3 separate regions of the Homo sapiens genome follow, and regions 2 and 3 are each linked to region 1. A link is a contact called in ENCODE Hi-C or POLR2A ChIA-PET data. All regions are on one chromosome and are shown on one strand. The core of a region is the stretch at or near the end of the contact, and the rest is flanking DNA. Distances in the headings are between cores, read along the strand shown. Region 1 holds the start of LMF1 (lipase maturation factor 1). Region 2 holds the start of UQCC4 (ubiquinol-cytochrome c reductase complex assembly factor 4). Region 3 holds the start of RAB40C (RAB40C, member RAS oncogene family).

Evidence for each region. A loop is a pair of places that touch in the nucleus more often than their neighbours do. ChIA-PET counts read pairs that join two places held with the same protein, here RNA polymerase II (POLR2A). Pooled maps may share reads with other maps.
Region 2: a loop to region 1 is called in a pooled map, with 17 times the contacts of the local background. The contact joins the promoter of UQCC4 here to the promoter of LMF1 in region 1. A Hi-C loop is called at or near these places in 8 of 50 pooled maps. POLR2A ChIA-PET finds 5 or more read pairs at or near these places in 2 of 52 experiments (CD4-positive, alpha-beta T cell and activated naive CD8-positive, alpha-beta T cell).
Region 3: a loop to region 1 is called in a map of CD4-positive, alpha-beta memory T cell, with 18 times the contacts of the local background. The contact joins the promoter of RAB40C here to the promoter of LMF1 in region 1. A Hi-C loop is called at or near these places in 1 of 168 maps with a recorded cell type or tissue (CD4-positive, alpha-beta memory T cell), 2 of 37 single-sample maps with no recorded cell type and 9 of 50 pooled maps.

Annotation. Positions count from the first base shown.
Region 1 is chr16:969,193-973,360 of GRCh38, forward strand. LMF1 (lipase maturation factor 1) reads right to left here and starts at 1,792. Exons shown (of 11, transcript NM_022773.4): 1 at 1,596-1,792. The coding sequence starts at 1,788. RefSeq lists enhancers at 1-988, 2,971-3,961 and a silencer at 1,034-2,203.
Region 2 is chr16:1,418,626-1,422,793 of GRCh38, forward strand. UQCC4 (ubiquinol-cytochrome c reductase complex assembly factor 4) reads right to left here and starts at 2,122. Exons shown (of 2, transcript NM_001272051.2): 1 at 2,067-2,122; 2 at 1,127-1,987. The coding sequence starts at 2,098. The coding sequence ends at 1,621. RefSeq lists enhancers at 1,413-2,268, 1,756-1,825, 1,836-1,885, 2,136-2,295, 2,269-3,122 and 1 more.
Region 3 is chr16:587,624-591,791 of GRCh38, forward strand. It overlaps RAB40C (RAB40C, member RAS oncogene family), which reads left to right and starts at 2,443. Exons shown (of 6, transcript NM_021168.5): 1 at 2,443-2,810. The coding sequence starts at 2,669. RefSeq lists enhancers at 764-963, 1,086-1,959 and silencers at 1,304-1,613, 1,934-1,993, 2,004-2,053, 2,124-2,243, 2,334-2,653.

The sequences.
Region 1 (4,168 bases), core at 542-3,041:
TAATCCCAGCTACTCGGAAGGCTGAGGCAGGAGAATCGCTTGAACCCAGGAGACGGAGGTTGCAGTGGGCCGACATGGTGCCGTTGCGCTCCAGCCTGGGCAACAGAGTGAGACTCCGTCTCGAAAAAAATAAATAAATAAAATAAAATAGTTGCTTTAAAGAAAGAGAGAGAGAGACACAGACCCAGTTGAAGCCGATACTGCAATCCCACAGGAAACCTTGTAGTGATGAGCGCGTCTCATCACTTTGCACCAGGAGGTGGAAAGTATCACACAAATGTCACACAAAACGTCGAACTGAGCATCACTCCAGCACAACCAGGCTACCAAACTTCCCGCGACGTGTGTGGCACAAAGGCTGTGCAAAGAAGAACTTCTGCAACCTGACCCTTTCCTTCCACACGTGAGGGAAGCAGACGATGGAAGGAAAGGGAGACGTCCAATGCCCACGGCCTACAACCAACGCGTGGGCAACGCCCGGGGCCAGCAGCTCCGGAGCCCTCTGGGACGGTGACTGCCCACGCGCCCCGCTGGCTGCATCTCGGCCTGGCAGGCTCCCCTCACTTCCATACTCATTTGAGAGCCTCACTTGAGGTTCGTAGCTCCTGACACGTTGGGCTTATGAAACATGTATCCGTGTGATCACATGTCACCGTGATCACAGAACCGTTCTCTTCCAAACCAGTTCTGGGTTGTAGGGACTGGGGAGAGAGGGAGTTGGAATCGCCAGCTGCCCCTGGCCAGGGGATCCAGAGGTTTTGAGCGTGAACTGACTTTTCTCAGAGCTCTGCTCTGTAGGCTGCGCACGCGGGCCCCGCACAGCTGTGGGGTGAAGGGTCTCCGCCAGTGGACCCGGCCAACCACATCCCACAGTGAGGCGCAGGCTTCACTTGCAGATGAGGTTCCGGAGCTGCCCCCAGACCTCCGCTGGGAATCTTCCCGAACGCAGACTGAGCTAGTCGAGAACACTAAAGGAGAAACTCCAGTCTGGCCACCAGCCAGTCACCTTCCCTCAGCCCCTGGGAGACGCGAAGGAGGCTCCCGGGCCGGCTCCTCGGATTTTGGCAGGGGCCGCACGCGGCAGGGATGTGGCGTGCGGGCGTCCAGTTACAGTGGGAACCTTCACCGTCAGCACAGCGCTGTGTCGGGGACAGCAGGAGCGCCTCGCCTCTCCAGGCCGCCCCCCGCCCCGCAGCCAGGACGCAGACCCCCGACCTGCGCACGGACGGGTGACCCTCCACCTGCCCAGCTCTCCTGGGAACTCCTGGGCCAGGGCCCGGGCCGGCCCCGCCTCGCATAGCCCCGAGCCGGTCCTGGCAGGCGCGGCCGTGCAACTTCGGGGCTGCGGGTGGAACCGGGAGCCCAGGAGCCCAGGCCGGAGGCTCGAGGCGGCGACAGGGGTAGGGCCGGGTGCGCTGTCGCCAGCAAGCCTTGTCCTGCCCTGCCCGCCCCGCCTTGCCCGGGCCCCAGCAGGAAGGAGGGCTGCGTGGGGGCGCCGCGGCCGCGAGACCGCGCGGAGGAGTCTCGAGGGAGGGCGGGGGTCGTGGTGCGCGGAGGTGACACTGGCGGATGTCCCGGGCCCGCCCGGCACTCACAGTACACGAAGGCTAGGGCCTTCAGGAGCACGATCCGGGTCAGCCAGAAGGTGCCCGTGTGGAGATGGGCCGGAGAGCCTGCGGGGCCACGCCCCGGCGCGGGCGGCGACTCAGGCTCCGGATCCGAGTACCCAGTCTTCCGCCTCCTCAGCGACTCCGCGGGCGCCGCCATTGTTGGGCTGTCAGGGCGCATGTGCGGGGAGGGCGCACTCCCGGAGGCCCCGCCCATTCTCGGAGGCCCCGCCCATTCTCGGAGGCCCCGCCTCTCCCTGGCCGGCCCTGCCCACGGCCGAAGGCCCCACCCACACCCCGGGAGGCCCCGCTCACAGTCCCGGAGGCACCGCCCCCTCCAGCCGGCCCCGCCCACGCGCGGGAGCGGGTGCCCGGAGCCTGCCTCCTTCGCAGTTCTCGCTGGGCGCTGCTGCGGGTAGGGCGCGGGGCCGGGTACCTGGGAGGTGGTGCGCGTCGCCCGACCCGAGCTCACTGGGGCAGGCACGCGTGCCTTCCGTCAGTCCGAGTTGCAGAGGCCAGGTGCCCTCCCCCAGCCAGGCGCCTTCCCAGCTGTGGTCCTGGGGAAGGTGGGCTGCACAGGCCCTGGCGGTGCTACCACTGCGTGCCCCTGCCTCACAGCTGACACTCACTCTCTGCGGAGGAGGGTGCTAGGGCGATCGTCGCAGCCAGCAAGGGACAGAGTAGGCAGGGCTGTGCCTGGAATGCTCGGGGGACCCTCCCCTTTCTCCCAGCCTGAGCACCCTTCCGCCTTTGCACAACCCAGCTCCTGCCTGCCCTTGGGACTGGACTTCAAGCTGTGGGGGAAGAGGGGGACTCAGGACTCAGGAGGGAAGGGCTAACTGCCCAATGCCCCAAACAGAACATGAAGGAGGACGCCAGCACTCTACACTCTGATGACTGGAGCGGGGTTCTGGAGGCTGATGTGAAGCGGGTGCTAGGAAGGGCTGGGGTCACAGGCATTCCTTAGAGGAAAGAAAGGGCGTGAGGCTAGAGTAGGCATTGGAGACCTAGGGGTTAGTGAATAAACTGTGGGGCACTTAGGTGGAAGTGCAGATTTCTCCTTATTCATTTGTCAGCACTCTTTACGTATGAAAAATCCTGTTCTTTTGTGTATATTGGAAATATTTGTCCTGGTTTTTTGTTTTTGTTTTCATGTATTCTTCTCTTTTGCCTCTCTAGCTTTCCTAGTGTTTTGGCGTATCAATTATCGCCACTGGGTTGGTCAAATGACCCGTCTTTATTGCTTGTTTAATTACCTGTTTAATTATATCTTCACCACCTGCAGTGTGAGCCTTGTGTGGGCAGGGACTGACTGTGGACATCGGGCCCCCAAATCCAGGCCTGACCAGCAGTGGCCCGAGCTTCCTCTCAGCCTCCACCTTCCCTGTGTTGCTGGGGCCGTAGCATACGTGTACATCTTATGGTTTAATTCATTTTTAGTTTCCATTTCTTTTCTATGAAACCCCCCTTAGGAGCCCAGCTGTGAAATGGGACCCTGTTAAAGATGTTGCAACGGGTACGAACACACAAACATCCTCCGCATGCTGGCCCAGCCTCCGGGAGCGTGGTGTGTGCCTGAGGGCTCGGAGCCTTGGGGATCGCAGGAGGCATCGGCCCTGGCTGGCGCCCGGCACCCAAGTCCCTCCACAGAGCCCACGACCCGTACCTCTCCTCGTGACCTGGGGGCCAGCTTAGGAAGGGCCGGCACAGCCCACACTGTTCCCCTCATCTGTGGGGAACAGGGAGCCCCACACCCTGGGACCACGCCTGCAGAGCGGGCCCTGTCTGGGTGCCAGGCCTGCTAGGGGACGGACGGCGAGAGGGACTGCCCTGCGTCAGGTGTGGCCCTGCGCTGTCCTCAGGTGGGGCTGCCCTCACAAGGAGGCTTTGTGCACAGCTTCCCCTCGCTGGGCCGAGCTGCTCTCCCCGCGAAGGGCACAATGGGGCATTGTGCAGAGCAGAAAAGGGCCTCTTGTTCCAGCTTCCAGCGCTCCGGGCTCCGGCTCTGCATTTGCCCAGGGTGGGAGCAGTCAGCGGAAGGGTCTGCTGGGAGCTCCTGTTCTCTCTGAGCTCAAGTTTCCCTCAGGGTCTGCTCTCTTGAGACGCTGACCGCAGGGGTCCCATCCACTGCCCAGAATGGCTCCAGAGCAGGTCACCGGGGGCAGGGCTTGGGCCGGGGAGAGGTGGACCAGCAGCTCTGGTCGTGCCCATTTCAGCCTGAATTTAATCAAAAGTGCACTGGGTTATGATTCAGCCATCAAAAAGAATCCAGGAGCCGGGCGCCTGTCATCCCAGCACTTTGGGAGGCCGAGGCAGGTGGATCACCTGAGGTCAGGAGTTCAAGACCAGCCTGGCCAACATGGTGAAACCCCGCCTCTACTAAAAATACAAAAAAATTAGCCAGGTGTGGTGGCGGGCACCTGTAATCCCAGCTACTCGGGAGACTGTGACAGGAGAATCGCTTGAACCCGGGAGGTGGAGGTTGCAGTGAGCCTAGATCGCGCCACTGCACTCCAGCCTGGGCCACAGAGCGAGACTCTGTCTCACTAAAATAAAACATA
Region 2 (4,168 bases), core at 872-3,371, 450 kb after region 1:
GTGCCTGTAATCCCAGCTACCCTGGAGGCTGAGGCAGGAGAGTCGCTTGAACCCAGGAGGTGGAGGTTGCAGTGAGCCAAGATGGAGCCACTGTACTCTAGCCTAGGTGACAGAGCAAGACTCAATCTCAAAAAAAAAAAGAGAAAACAATCTGGGGCCGGGCGCGGTGGCTCCCATCTGTAATCCCAGCACTGTGAGAGGCCGAGGAGGAGAGATCACTTGAAGTCAGGAGTTTGAGACCAGCCTGGCCAACATGCCAAAAGCCCGTCTCTACTGAAAATTTAAAAATTATCCGGGTGTGGTGGCACAAGCCTGTAGTTCTAGCTACTCGGGAGGCTGAGGCAGAAGAACTGCTTGAACCCAGGAGACAAGAGGTTGCAGTGAGCCAAAATTGTGCCACTGCACTCCAGTCTGGGAGACAGAGTGAGACCCTGTCTCAAAAATAAAAACAAAACAAAACAAAACAAAAAAACAAAAAACAATCACTTAGGTAACCCAAAATAGTGCCCATCATTTGTGAAAAGAAATACTCACTAGTTGTATTCTACTCAGAAAATGGTTGCCTTGCTTAAAAAGTTTTGCAGAAAACTGCAAAAGTTCCTCATTTCTGGTACTATTCGGTAATATATATGTAGGTTTCTTTCCTCAGTTCCCACTCTGGAAAAAAAAAAAAAAAGGAAAACGAAACTTTTTTTTTTTTTTTGAGACGGAGTCTCGCTTTGTCGTGCAGGCTGGAGTGCAGTGGCGCGATCTCGACTCACTGCAAGCTTCGCCTCCAGGGTTCACGCCATTCTCCTGCCTCAGCCTCCGGAGTAGCTGGGACTCCAGGGGCCCGCCACCACGCCCGGCTAATTTTTTGTATTTTTTAGTAGACACAGGGTTTCACCGTGTTGGCCAGGATGGTCTCGATCTCCTGACCTCGTGATCCGCCCGCCTCAGCCTCCCAAAGTGCTGGGATTACAGGCGTCAGCCACCGCGCCCGACCGGAAAAGGAAACTTTTAAAAATAGCTGCTGGTGCAACTAACTTACGTGCTCTGGTAAACAAGAAGAGATTAAAATAAAAAACAATAGCTGCCCAAATACCCCCTTTTTAAAAACTAGATGCAAAAAAAGGGAATCATCTAATCCCATATTATAAAATTAAAATTTATTTTCATTTGTTGTTGTGTAAAACTCACATGTGGAAGTGTTCCTTGCACAGGCCGCAGCATGCAATACAGTTTCACACTTCTGCCAGATATTCTATCTCAGAAAGCAAATTACCTGCAAACTAACACTGGATGACAAGTGTCACCAGAAGTGCTTTGGAAACATGATTATGTTATACAAAGACTTGGCAAATCCAACAGCATACAGTGCAACTGAAACCTTCCCCAAGGATCTGAGAAGTCTTGCCGATGGAATCCTTGGACATCAAGAGCCAGGCGAGGAGCAGTTTCCGATCTGCTGAGATTCTGCTCCGCCTTCACGCGAATCAGCATAGCCAAGTGCCCCATCCACCAGCCAAGTCCTTCAGTGCTGAGGACGCACGCATAGCCAGGACAGTCACGGGCAAACGTGACATCAAATCCGAAGGGCGGCTGTCGGCTCCCTTCCTGCCAGCCCCAGCGGGCACCCCGTCAAGTTCTCGCTCTGTAGGCAGCTGGAGTCTCAGGCTCCTCAGAACGATCACTGGGCTCTGGCACCTCTCCCCACACCTGTCTCAACCACTGGTCCGCCTCGCTCTCCTCCCTCAGGTAGCACCAGATGATCAGCGCCACGAGGAAGCAGCTGAGGGGCAGCACCTTCCACCAGGGCCGCTGATGTCCCTTTCCCATGGTATGGCCCACCGACCAGCGGTGAGGGTTGGCTTTGCTGGAGGAAAACTCAATGGGGCGGTCAGGGTCGTCCTCTTCCTCGGCGGCAGGGTGGGCCCGATCCCGGGAACCGGGCAACGGATGAAGGCTTCGGGAAGCCCAGCCTATGAGCCTCAGCGCCCGGACGGCCCTGGAAGAGAGAGAGCAGTAAGCGCTCCGCCCGCCCGCCGGTGTCTGCCCTCGGCCCTCCGAGACCTTGAGGAGCTCACCCGGCCGCCGGGGCACACAAGACACGATTCATTGCTGCCTTGACTCCTCGACTGACGCCTTGGCGCGCCGTGATAGCGTCACTTCCGTCGCCGGAAACCGGAAACCGGGCGCCATACCAGGCCTCCGCTCACGACTACAGAACGTGGTCCCAGTAGCGCAGCGGAAATGACGTTCGGCTGCGAAGAGCTCTTTCCGTCGCAGGCCCGGAGTGCGCGATGGCATGCCGGGAAATGTAGTTCTCCGTCCCTTTCGAATAGGACCGACACCCCGGTCCCTGGCCCCGAAGAGAGGCGGGCGCCGCGGGGGCGGACGTTGTCCTCAGAGAGTTGTCTGAGTTTGCCTCGGAGCAGTTCTGAACCGTCATGAAGGTGCGCGGGGCCTGGTTGGGGATCCGCGCCCTCAGCCCTGCCCGCCTGCCCTGGGCTGGGCGCCCGCACCTCTCTGCCGGCTTCCCCGAAGGCCGTGGCACCGCCCTATTTTTTTTTTTTTTTTTTTTCCGTTTAGTTCTTTTCGTGAGACAGGGACTCTCTCTGTCGCCCAGGCTGGAGTGCAGTGGCGCGATCTCACGTCACTGCGGCCTCTGAAACCGCCTTTGCAAAAATTATCACTGAGGAAATGACAGTGGAAGAGATGAGACCTAAGGGGCTCCGTCGTGCTTCCCACCCTTAAGCTGTCCTGGTTCATTCCTGGGCGTGGGCAGAGCTAACTTTGGGAAGGATTTCAGTTCATGGTTTCACTCTGAATCAAAGTCAACAGCCCTTTCCAGAAAAAACCCCCGTCTTGCCTGAAGACCAGTCTGCCTTTGCAGGACTAATAAATCAGCTGCAAAATTAGAAATTGGCCGGGCGCCGTGGCTCACGCCTGTAATCCCAGCACTTTGGGAGGCCGAGGCGGGCAGATCATGAGGTCAGGAGATCGAGACCATCCTGGCTAATACGATGAAACCCTGTCTCTACTAAAAATACAAAAAATTAGCCGGGCGTGGTGGCGGGCGCCTGTAGTCCCAGCTACTCGGGAGGCTGAGGCAGGAGAATCGCTTGAACCTGGGAGGCAGAGGTTGCAGTGAGCCGAGATGGAGCCACTGTACTCCAGCCTGGGCGACAGAGCGAGGCTCAGTCTGAAAAAAAAAAAGAGTCTGAACCTCCCCAAATTGCTCCTGGGGATAACATCACTATTGTAAAATCTAAGATCAGGCCGGGTGTGGTGGCTCACGCCTGTAATCCCAGCACTTTGGGAGGCCAAGTCGGGTGGATCACGAGGTCAGGAGTTTGAGACCAGCCTGGCCAGTATGGTGAAACCCTGTCTCTACTAAAAATACAAAAAGTAGCCTGGGGTGGTGGCGCTCGCTTGTAGTTCCAGCTACTTGGGAAGCTGAAGGAGAAGAATCGCTTGTACCCTGGAGGTGGAAGTTGCAGTGAGCCAAGATCATGCCATTGTGCTCCAGCCTGGGTGACGGAGCAAGACTCTGTCTCAAAAAGCACAACAACAACAAAAACCTAAGCTCAAAGATCAGTGCCTGAAATATTTAGCAGAGCGTGCACTGGATGGATCAGCTGGTACCACCCAGACCGGTCATCTGGCCCAACCGGTTCTGCCATGCCCGCCAGGAACAGAAGAGTCTGAACGTGAGTCCATCTCCAACCTGACCAACCAGCACTCCCCACTTCCCAAGCCTCTACCCTCCAAATTATCTTTAAAAATTCCTATCCCCAAATGCTCCGGCTGACTGATTTGAGTAATAATAGAACTCCTGTGTCCCGCACAGCCAGCTCTGCGTGAATTACTCCTTCTCTATTGCACTCCCCCTGTCTTGATAAATTGGCTCTCTCTAGGCAGCAGGCAAGTTGAACCCATTCGGCACTTAGACCTCTGCCTCCCGGGCTCAAGTGATTCTCCCACCTCAGCTTCCTGACTGGCTGGGACCACAGGCGCCCACCACCAAGCCTGGCTAATTTTTGTATTTTTAGTAGAGACGGGGTTTCACCATGTTAGCCAGGCTAGTCTCGAACTCCTGACCTCAGGTGATCCGCCGGCCTTGGCTTCTAAAAGTGCTGGGATTATAGGCGTGAGCCACCACGCCCAGCCTTTATTTATTTACTTA
Region 3 (4,168 bases), core at 1,193-3,692, 380 kb before region 1:
GGAGAAACCTGACTTCTTCATCAGCCAGGGGATGACCCTTTCTTGTCCCAGGAGGTGGGAACTAGGCAGCAGTGGCCCACGGCTGGGTCTGGAGAGCGTTTTACTTTGTTTTTCTTTTTTAAAAAAGTTTATTTTTGTGAAGACCATAAGAACATTTTTAATTGTTTATTTTTGAGGCACTTTTTTTTTTTTTTTTTTCCTGAGACAAGAGTCTCACTCTGTAGCCCAGGCTGGAGTGCAGTGGCACAATCTCAGCTCACTGCAACCTCCGTTTCCCGAGTTTAAGCAATTCTTCTGCCTCAGCCTCCTAAGTAGCTGGGATTACAGGCACGTACCAACATGCCTGGCTCATTTTTGTATTTTCAGTGGAGAGGGGGTTATCACGATGTTGGCCAAGCTGGTCCTGACCTCAGGTGATCCACCCACCTCAGCCTCCCAAAGTGCTGGGATTACAGGCATGACCCACCGTGCCCGGCCTCAGAAAGCGTTTCTGATTTATGTTCTCAGGAAAGGAGGAGACGGCTGCTCACCACTATCCACCCCCCGCTTCCAGGCAGTCTCAGAAACCGAGGAGGAAACATCACATCTTTGGTGCTTCCCGTCCCTGGAGTGAGGGGCCTCAGGGACTTCACAGCCAGGGCTCAAGTCTGGGCACAATGACCTCTGAGCAGAAGAGGCTCTCCCTGACCCGCCAGGTTGTTTCCGGGTTAATGCCTGGGGAACTTGGCAAGGCGCCATCTCTACAAAAAATACAAAAGGTAGCCGGGCATGGTGGCGCCTGTAGTCCCAGCTACTCGGGAGGCTGAGGCTGGAGGATCGCTTGTGCCGGGGAGGTAGAGGCTGCAGTGAGCCGAGATCGCGCTACTGCACTGCAGCCTGGGCGACAAAGGGAGACCCTGTTTCAAAAAAGAAAAAACTGGTGCGTCGATGTGGTCGCCGCTTAGTCAGGCCATGTCTTCAGCTCTGGGGGACGGGAGGTCACTGGAGGTGTGGGGCTGCCCGTCCTGGCGTCCCTCTGTGTAAGCAGCACCTGCTCCCGGAGGCACAGCCCTGGTCGGGGCCCCTCTGGAGGAGGGTTCTTGCCGGGCTCTGCTCCTCGCCGGCGGGGCAGACGTGACGGGCTCCGCACCCGGTCTGGAGAGGGCTGCGCTGGGTCGGCGCTGACGTTACTGCTTTTACTTACGACTGTAACAGCGCTACTGAACGCAGAGCACGTATCACAAAGCTCACCCGTTCCGAGTGAGTAACTTCACCGAGAGAGGCAGGACCATCCCCACGACGGTAGGACCTTCTCGTCACCCCAGAAAGAACCACGTGCCCACTCAACCCCCGACCCCACGCCGGGGCCCGCGGACGCAGCCGCCTCGCTCGCCCACGCACCTGCGGCAGCCGGGCCCGGCAGGGACGAGGGCTCGGCGGCGCCCCCGGGAAGAGCGCGGTCCGGGCCCTGGGTCCCCGTCCAGGAGGCGCCGCTGCCGCAGTGAGCACGTCGGGCCGGGTCTTGAGCTCGCGCCGGCCGCGCTCCCCGCGTCCCGAGCTGTGGCGGCCGCGTCCCCGGGCGGAAGGCTCACGCTCGGTGACGCCGCGCTGTCCCAGAACCTCAGCGACTTTGCAGACTCACTGGTGACCCAACGGTGCGCCCCGCCGCCGCCGGGCGGAAGTCCCGCCCCTGCCCCGGAGAGGAAGTTCCGCCTCATCGAGCGCCGATTGGCCGCACCGCCTTAGAGAGGACGCGCCCGGGGCCACCCCGCCGCTCCCTCCGAGGGTTCTGCGGAAGCAGGCGGCACAGCCTGCGAGGGGCTTTCGTTTCCCGGACTCAGCCGCATCGCCTCGGCTCGGGCGCGCCTGCATCCTGCCGCCCGTCCGCGCGTTGAAGGGGCGGATACAAACAACGTGGACTTCCGAGCCCCTGATTGGCGAGCGTGTAGGAAAGGGGCGGGGTTAGCAGAGCCGTGATGGACATGCAAGCGACCCAATGGCGCCGGCGACGGGGCGGGCGAGGACAACGGCGTTGTGGGCCGGGGGCGGGGCGGCCGGCGGCTCTGGGATTTCTCTGGGAGGCAGCCGCAGGGAAGGGAATGATCTTGGTGAACTTATAATCGAACCAATGGTTCCGGGAAAGCAGGAGGCGAGTGGCCAATGGCGACGGCGATGAGGCAGGCGTCCGCTGTCTCCGCAACGCCGTGTGGGAAAGGCGGGGGAGGGGCGGTCATGACAGACGTGCAGACAGGCCAATGGCTGAGGGAAGGAGGGCGGCGGGCGACCTCTGGTGACTACGGGAAGGCAGGGCGGGGTGGTGAAGAGGCGGTGCGACCGGAGGTCTGGCGGCGCCGTGTGGAACGCCGTGAGGGCGGGGAAGTCGTGACGGACGGGCGGGTGGGCCAATGGGCTCGGGAGGGCGGGCGAAGGGTGGCCAATGGCGGCGGCGCGGCCGGGGGTGGGGCGGCGCGGCGGCCCTGGTGGTGCGGGAAGCGGCGGGGCGGCGGCGAGGCTGAGGTGCGCCCGGGCGCGGGCGGGGCGGGGCCGGCGCTGGGCTTCGGGCGCGCCCACTCGGCCGCCGTGGGGCGGACGCAACGGGCGCAGGTGCGGGGCGCGGGCTCTCTCACGCCGCGGCCTCACCCGGCGGTGCTTCGGCAGGCGGCCGGCGCGGGGCGCAGGCGGCGCGGCCATGGGCTCGCAGGGCAGTCCGGTGAAGAGCTACGACTACCTGCTCAAGTTCCTGCTGGTGGGCGACAGCGACGTGGGCAAGGGCGAGATCCTGGAGAGCCTGCAGGACGGCGCGGCAGAGTCCCCGTACGCCTACAGTAACGGTAAGGCCCGGCCCGCGGCGCGCGCTGCTACGCGGGGCCCGAGCCCGGCGAGCTGGGCACGGAGCTCGCCCTCGGCCCGGCCCTTCCAAGCGCCGCCGAACGTTCCCAGGAACGCCTTTGCCTGGCTTCCAGACTCGGTAGCTCGGTGGCTGCGGGGTGCCCGTGCTCCAGTCCCGAGGTGACGCCGGGGGGCAGGAGGACGGACCAGAGGGACGCGCCCAGCGGGGACGGTGCCATGGACCCGGGGTCTGGGGGACGGTGTCACGGGTCCGGGATCTCAGGGGAAGGTGTCATGGGTCCGGGATCTGGAGCCCAGGGGAAGGTGTCATGGGTCCTAGAGAAGGTGTCATGGGCCTGGGGAAGGTGTCATGGGTCTAGGATCATCTGGGGTCCGAGGGAAGGTGTCATGGGCTCGGGGGAAGGTGTCGTGGGCCGGAGGGAAGGTGTCATGGGTGCAGGATCTGGGGTCTGGGAGAAGGTGTCATAGGTCCGAGGGAAGGTGTCATGGGTCCAGGATCTGGGGTCCGGGGAAAGATGTCATGGTCCCGGTAGAAGGCGTCATGGGCCAAAAGGAAGGTGTCATGGGTCTAGGATCATCTGGGGTCCGAGGAAAGGTGTCATAGATCTGGGGGAAGGCATCATGGTCCTAAGGGAAGCTGTCATGGGTCTGGGATCATCTGGGGTCCGAGGGAAGGTGTCATAGATCTGGGGAAAGGTGTCATGGGTCTGGGATCTCAGGGGAAGGTGTCATGGGCCTAAGGGAAGGTGTCATGGTCTGGGATCTCAGGGGAAGGTGTCATGGGTCTAGGATCATCTGGGGTCTGAGGGAAGGTGTCATAGATCTGGGGGAAGGCATCATGGTCCTAAGGGAAGGTGTCATGGGTCTGGGATCATCTGGGGTCCGAGGGAAGGTGTTATAGATCTGGGGAAAGGTGTCATGGGCCCGGGGAAGGTGTCACGGACCCAGGTCTGGTGGCAGGTGCTGCTGGGCTGCTCTTGGGACCCTGTCTCGAGCGTGCACAGATGACAGGTCCTTATAGGCACGCTGTTCCCCTGAGGTATTTGCTTACTGCTGAGGGAGTCAACGCTTTGTGCTAGAAGAAAATACCTCTGTAATGAGTTACTGAACATTTGTTTTGTTTTGTTTTCTTTTCTTTTCTTTCTTTTTTTTTTTTTTGAGACGGAGTCTCACTCTGTCGCCAGGCTGGAGTGCAGTGGCACAATTTCAGCTCACTGCAACCTCCGCCTCCTGGGTTCAAGCGATTCCCCTGTCTCAGCCTCCCGAGTAGCTGGGACTACAGGTGTATGCCACCACGCCCGGCTAATTTTGTTGTGTGTATTTTAGTAGAGACGGGGTT